Regions from separate parts of the Homo sapiens genome. Here region 2 is linked to region 1. Evidence: chromatin contacts called from ENCODE Hi-C or POLR2A ChIA-PET data. All regions are on one chromosome and are shown on one strand. The core of a region is the stretch at or near the end of the contact, and the rest is flanking DNA. Distances in the headings are between cores, read along the strand shown.

Evidence for each region. Hi-C counts contacts between places; a loop is a spot of excess contacts on that map. ChIA-PET counts read pairs that join two places held with the same protein, here RNA polymerase II (POLR2A). Pooled maps may share reads with other maps.
Region 2: a pooled map shows a loop between it and region 1 (3-fold over the local background). The contact joins two enhancer-like sites. A Hi-C loop is called at or near these places in 2 of 50 pooled maps. POLR2A ChIA-PET finds 5 or more read pairs at or near these places in 6 of 52 experiments (HepG2, PC-3, PC-9 and 3 more).

Annotation. Positions count from the first base shown.
Region 1 is chr17:75,995,591-75,999,040 of GRCh38, forward strand. All of the region lies in intron 3 of TEN1 (TEN1 subunit of CST complex), which reads left to right. The region is part of intron 3 of TEN1-CDK3 (TEN1-CDK3 readthrough (NMD candidate)); the gene reads left to right. It overlaps LOC124904061 (a long non-coding RNA gene), which reads right to left. Exons shown (of 2, transcript XR_007065911.1): 2 at 3,082-3,450. Among named protein-coding and RNA genes, the nearest start is that of CDK3, 3.5 kb to the right of the region's middle. RefSeq lists enhancers at 1,707-1,786, 1,957-2,006. Within about 2 kb of position 1,786, at least 21 of the 41 ENCODE cell types and tissues checked have a DNase peak (open chromatin) inside an H3K27ac peak, as active enhancers do; they include PC-9, where a contact is called at or near this core.
Region 2 is chr17:76,244,752-76,248,201 of GRCh38, forward strand. All of the region lies in intron 5 of LOC105371896 (a long non-coding RNA gene), which reads right to left. Among named protein-coding and RNA genes, the nearest start is that of RNF157, 6.0 kb to the left of the region's middle. Within about 2 kb of position 1,805, at least 9 of the 41 ENCODE cell types and tissues checked have a DNase peak (open chromatin) inside an H3K27ac peak, as active enhancers do; they include PC-9, where a contact is called at or near this core.

The DNA of each region.
Region 1 (3,450 bases), core at 536-3,035:
GCTGGCGCCATCCAAAGGCCCGAGGGCCCCCTGTTCTGGAACTAAGGTGTGGGGCACAGCCTTTCCCAGGCCTACTCCAGAGGCCCTCGGAGCATGCCCAGGCTGAAGGGCACTGGACCACAGCAAACAGCAAGCAGCTGCCCACAAGCCCTTGCCATGCATCCTCTGCCTTCTGCTTTTCTCTCACTGCACCCCTGCACTTTGCCCTCAGAAACCTTCCTTGTGTGGCTGGGCTCAGGAGCTCACTAATCTAGCATGTTCGGAGGCTGAGGTGGGAGGATCACTTGAACCCAGGAGTTTGAGACCAACCTGGGCAACGCAGAGAGACGCCATCTCTACAAAAATGAAAATATTAGTGGGGTGTGGTGGCTTGTGCTTGTAGTCCCAGCTACTTGGGAGGCTGAGGCAGGAGGATGGCTTGAGGCAGGAGTTCGATGCTGCAGTGAGCTATGATCATGCCACTGCACTCCAACCTGGGTGACAAAATGAGACCCTGTTTCTAAAGAAAAAGAAAAGAGGCTGGGCACAGTGGCTCATGCCTGTAATCTCAGAACTTTTGGGAGGCTGAGGCTGGTGGATTACTTGAGTCCAGGAGTTCAAGACCAGCCTGGACGGCCGGGTGTGGTGGCTCACGCCTGTAATCCCAGCACTTTGGGAGGCCGAGGTGGGTGGATCACTTGAGGTCAGGAGTTCGAGACCGGCCTGACCAACATGGTGAAACCCTGTCTCTACAAAAAATACGAAATTAGCTGAGCGTGGTGGCACATGCCTGTAATCCCAGCTATTCAGGAGGCCAAGGCAGGAGAATCGCTTGAAACTGGGAGGCGGAGGTTGCAGTGAGCTGAGATCACACCATTGCACTCCAGCCTGGGTGACAAGAGCAAAACTCCATCTCAAAAAAAAATAATAATAATAACCAGCCTGGGTAACATGGTGAAACCCCGTCTCTACAAAAAATGCAAAAATTAGCAGGGTGCGTTGTTGCACACATGCCTGTAGTCCCAGCTACTGGGGAGGCTGAGGTGGGAGGATCACTTGAGCCAGGGAGGCAGAGATTGCAGTGAGCTGAGACTGTACCACTGTACTGCAGCCTGGGTGACAGAGTGAGACCCTGTCAAAAAAAAAAAAAAAAAGAGAGAGAGAAAGAAAGAAAAAGAAAGAAAAGAAAAGAAAGAGAAAAGAGAAGAGAAAGGGAGGGAGGGAAACCTTCCTGTGTGTCCCCTGTGCACCTCCCTCTTCGAGCATCCTTACAGCTCTGGGACTTGCCCAAACCTTTCTCCCCAAACCACACACCCACAGAGTCTGGAGCAGGGCCGGAGTTTCCCCGGCTCCTCGGGTGTGTCAGCATCACACATCCCTCCCTGTCTCCCTGCTGCCAACCAGTTCCACCACTGTGCACCTCTGCCCCAATTCCACCTCCCACGCCTGCTGCTGCACCTTGGACTTGTTTTCCTGAAATTGCATGCCATCCACTCTCCCTTCTACTTCTGCTGCGTCCCTCTTGCCCTATCAGGACCTGTGGACTCAGGACTCCCGGGCTTTCTCCCCCATCTCTCTTCCCCGTTGGGCCTCACTACCATTTCAGCCACTTTCCTGGCAGCTTCACTCCTGCCCCAAGACCCCAGCCTCCACCCTCCTGGTTCTGCCAACTGTTGAGTGCAGAAAGATCACAGAACTCCAAGGATTTGGAGCTCAATGATTTCAGGGGCTCACTGGCATTCCCCTGCTCTGCCTAGAAATCCTTCCTGTGTCCTGGCCACACCCCCCTCCCCGGCGCCACCACAGCTAGTCCAGAAATTCCCCTGCCTCACAAGAACCCACTTCCTCTCCTCCCCTGTCCCTCCCGGCTTATTGCTTTATGAGCCAGCTAGAATCGAGGCCACAGGCAGCCGTTCTTCCTCCTACCATCAGACACTGAAACGGCCACCGACCATCAGACACTGAAACGGCCACCGTTAGCTCCTTCCTCTAGTCTAAGAGGAAGCGGGGTCCCTCCTACCTAAGGGGTTACCACAGTTCTTCCCTGTCCACATATAAGGTGTTCAAGCCTCCTCTATATGGAAATAATAGTCTCAATGACAAGAAGTCATCTTCTACACTAGAGTCTGACCTACCTGCCCATGACCTTCCCTCCCTTTGCAGACAAACCTCCTAAAAGAACATCTGTGCTCCGTATAACCCCTTCCTCTTCCCAGGCCTCACCCCACTGCATTCTGACTGCTTTTTATAACCCAGGCCCTTCTTCTTTGCTCCAGGTTCTTAATCTTTTTTTTTTTTTCCTGAGATGGAGTCTCGCTCTGTCACCCAGGCTGGGAGTGCAGTGGCACGATCTCTGCTTACTGCAACCTCTGCTTCCTGGGTTCAAGCGATTCTGCCTCAGCCTCCCTAGTAGCTGGGATTACAGGTGCCCGCCACCACACCCAGCTAATTTTTGTCTTTTTAGTAGAGACAGGGTTTCACCATGTTGGCCAGGCTGGTCTTCAGCTCCTGACCTCAGGTGATCCGCCTGCGTCAGCCTCCCAGAGTGCTGGGATTACAGATGTGAGCCACTGCGCCTGGCCTTTTTCCTTTTTTTTTCCTTTTTTTTTTTTTTTTGAGACAGAGTCTCATTCTGTTTCCCAGGCTGGAGTGCAGTGGCGCAATCTTGGCTCACTGCGACATCCACCTCCCCGGTTCAAGTGATTCTCGTGCCTCAGCCTCCCAAGTAGTCGGGCCTGGGTAACTTTTGTATTTTTAGTAGAGACAGGGTTTTCGCTTGTTGGCCAGGCTGGTCTTGAGCTCCTGGCCTCAAGTGATCTGCTTGTCTTGCCCTCCCAAAGTGTTGGGATTACAGTGTTGGGAGCCACCGCGCCACGCCCCGATTCCTCTCTGACCTGTGTCAGCACTGGGGCTAACAGAAGCTGAGACACACAGGCAACCTCATGTTTCAAATGAGTTCATTGCCTAAGGGTAGCCTGTATAGACAGCTAGGCAGGATGACACCCTGAATTCTGCCCTCAGGCTGTGCTATAAATGACCTAGACTAGAGGAAAGGGCAGGCAGAGCCTTTATCTCAAACAGCGTCAAAAGAAAACAATGTAATAGCCTAGAACATTGAATCTATTTATTTACTTATTTTGAGACAGAGTCTCACTCTGTTGCCCAGGCTGGAGTGCAGTGGCTTGATCTCGGCTCACTGCAACGTCTGCCTCCCAGGTTCAAGCGATTCTCCTGCCTCAGCCTCCCGAGTAGCTGGGTTTACAGGTGCCAGCTACCACACCTGGCTAATTTTTGTATTTTTAGTAGAGACGGGGTTTTGCCGTGTTGGCCAAGCTGGTCATGAACTCCTGACCTCAGGTGATCCACCCATCTCGGAAATCTATTTATTAAAGTGCTCAGAGAGCAGAAAGAGCATGAGTGCAAAAAATTTTTTTAACTTTTTTTTTTCTCTTGCAAGCTATGACTGGGGAA
Region 2 (3,450 bases), core at 555-3,054, 250 kb after region 1:
ACCATCCTGGCCAACCCCATCTTTACTAAAAATACAAAAATTAGCTGGGCATGGTGGCACGCACCTGTAGTCCCAGCTACTCGGGAGGCTGAGCCAGGAGAATCGCTTGAACCCGGGAGGCGGAGTTTGCACTGAGCTGATATCAGGCCACTGCACTCCAGCCTGGCAACAGAGCAGGACACCATCTCAAAAAAAAGAACAGTTCTTACTCTCAGTGTCATGCAATTGCCTCACCTGCCTCACTCTGGTTCCAGCCCTGCTGCCCAGGCATCTGGCATTGGAGAAATGAGGGGCCCAAGACTCTATTTATGTTTACAGACTAGTTTGAAGAAATTGGGAGAGTCTGTTCTATTTTTTGTTGTTTCTATCAAATACCAGACCTTGTAAGCTTGGTTCTACCTGTTCACTTCTGCCTTCATTCTCTTCCTTGTTGGTCCTGCTCTTCTTTTGGCTTTGAGCTCACTCCACCTGGGACTACACATTCTGCATCCTAAAGTTGGTGTAAAAAGAATGTGCGGGCTGGGTGCAGTGGCCCACGCCTGTAATCCCAGCACTTTGGGAGGCCGAGGCAGATGTATCACCTGAGGTCAGGAGTTTGAGACCATCCTGGCCAACATGGTGAAACCCCGTTTCTACTAAAAATACAAAAATTAGCCAGGCGTGGTGGCACACGCCTGTAATCCCAGCTACTCGGGAGGCTGAGGCAGGAGAATCGCTTGAACCAGTGAAGCGGAGGTTGAAGCGAGTCCAGATTGCGCCACTGCACTCCAGCCTGGGGCCACAGAAGGAGACTGCGTCTCAAAAAAAAAAAAAAAAAAAGTGTGAGGCTAACATTTCAGCTTGGCAGGGCAGGCCTGGTAGCTCACACCTGTAATCCCAGTGCTTTGGGAGGCTGAGGTGGGAGGATTGCCTGAGCCCAGGAGTTCAGCACCAGCCTGGGCAACATAGTGAGATCCTATCTCTACAAAAAAAATATTTAAAAATTAGCTGTGCAGGCCAGGCGCGGTGGCTCATGCCTGCAATCCCAGCACTGGGAGGCTGACGCGGGTGGATCACGAGGTCAGTAGCTCAAGACCAGCCTGCCCAACATGGTGAAACCCTGTCTCTACTACAAATACAAAAATTAGCCAGGCGTGATGGCGCGCGCCTGTAATCCCAGCTACTCAGGAGGCTGAGGCAAAAGAATTGCTTGAACCCGGGAGGTGGAGGTTGCAGTGAGCAGAGATGGCGCCACTGCACTCCAGCCTGGGTGACAGAGCAAGACCCTGTCTCGAAAAAAGGAAAAAAAAGAACATTTCAGCCCAGCATCGACTCCAGCTGCCCTTCTTGGAGAAACAGACCAGACCAAATAGGCACAAAGCCCAGCGTCTGCCTCTTGCTACCTAGAAAAGGTAGAATGTGGAAGCGGCAGCGTGGTGACAGCCCCAAACCTTTCTTTAACAAAACAAATACTCACCTGCGGTTACTTAGATCAAAAGAAGAAAATAACAAACAGGGTTTCTTGAAAATGCCTGTCCTGGCTAGATGGTCAGATTTGGAAGGAATCTCAAAGGTACAGCCCCTCCCCTGACAGATGAGGCAGCTGCAACCTCTACAGGGTAAGGGGCTTGCCCAAGACCATACAAGTGGTAGCCATAGCTCAGAACCCAGGGATCCCTGGCTCCCTGTGCACTGGGTCTTGATATGGGAAGCTGGTGCTATGCTGGTTTTATCTCTCTCTGTCTCTCCTTGGTGAGCCATCTCCTACAGCTGTCATAAGAGGACAAGCCGACTTGAGGTTGAGCTCTGAAGCTCAACACAAGTGCACACACGTGTTCAGCTGTTGCAATATCAGTGTGAGCATGCAATCAACTGCACTCACAGGAAAGTTGTCTGTAACTGTGCTCAAGTCAGAATCAGAAAACCACTGAGCTCCTCTCAGCTGGAGACTCCCTGCACCCTCCCTCTGCTCTTCTGAAACTGGAGCTGAGGTCAGGGCTGCAGAACTGAACTGATCAACCAGTCACCTAACTCCTCCCAGGCACAGGAACCAAAGGGCTGCTGAGAAAAGAGAAATGAGAGGCCACTGAGGGTTAGGAGATCAGATTCTTAGCAAGTAGGTTAAAAGTGCCGTATGCATGCTAATAGTGTGTCCAGCTAAAGTCTGAGTGCCAGCCAAAGTCCACTACAGACAAGCAATTTGTTTACAATGACACATTTATTTCTGAGCAAATTGCTTGTTTATTTATGTGATAACTACTATCCTATTAGGGTATTTCAAAGACTGTGTGTTGATCCTGACAAAGTAATAAACAGAAATACCACTCACTGTTATGGTTCTCACAGTAAGCTATTGGAAGCCTTAGGTCTTTTTTACGCACCATGAGGTATATATTTATTACATTGTTAGCCGTATCCTGTTATCTTTTTTTTTTTTTTTAAGATGGAGTCTCTCTGTCACCCAGGCTAGAGTGCACTGGCCTGATCTCGGCTCACTGCAACCTCCACCTCCCAGGTTCAAGCGATTCTCCTGCCTCAGCCTCCTGAGTAGCTGGGACTACAGGCGCACGCCACCATGCCCAGCTAATTTCTGTATTTTTAGCAGAGACGAGGTTTCACCATGTTAGCGGGGCTGGTCTTGAACTCCTGACCTCAAGTGATCCACCTGCCTCGGCCTCCCAATGTGCTTGGATTACAGGCGTGAGCCACCACGCCTGGCCCTGTTATCTTTTATTTTATTATTATTTTTTATAATAATAATATATAATAAATATCTTTGTTTATAAAGATATAAATATAATAAATATAATAAACATATTTATTTTTTGTTGTTGTTGTTGTTGAGACAGAGTCTCATTCTGTCGCCCAGGCTGGAGTAAAGTGGCACGATCTTGGTTCACTGCAACCTCCGCCTCCCTGATTCAAGAGATACTCATGCCTCAGCCTCCCAAGTAGCTAGCTAGGATTGTAGGCATGCGCCACCACGCCCAGCTAACTTTTTGTATTTTTAGTAGAGACGGGGTTTCACCATGTTGGCCAGGCCAGGCTTAAACTCCTAGCCTCAGGTGATCCACCTGCCTCGGCCTCCCGAAGTGCTGGGATTACATGAGTGAGCCACTGTGCCTGGCCCCTGTTATCTTTTATATTCCAAGATGAAATCTGTGTATGAAAAGAGGTCTGGTAATTTCATTAGCTTCCTCTCTGGTTTTCCTATTTTCCTACCTCTTGGTCTTCCTTCCCCTTATCCATTCTCTAAATTATTCTCAGGTTAGCGTCACCAATATACAGCTGTCATCATGTTACTCCCTTATCTATATACTTTCAGTGGCTCCCTGTTACCTTACAGAAGACAGGTGCTTCATCCCTGAGCCCTTTCCTCTCTCTGCTTCCCAATAAACACCTGCTCATACCCCAAATGCAGCTTATCATTCCTGCTCATGTATGAGTTTTTTGTTTTTGTTTTGTTTTGAG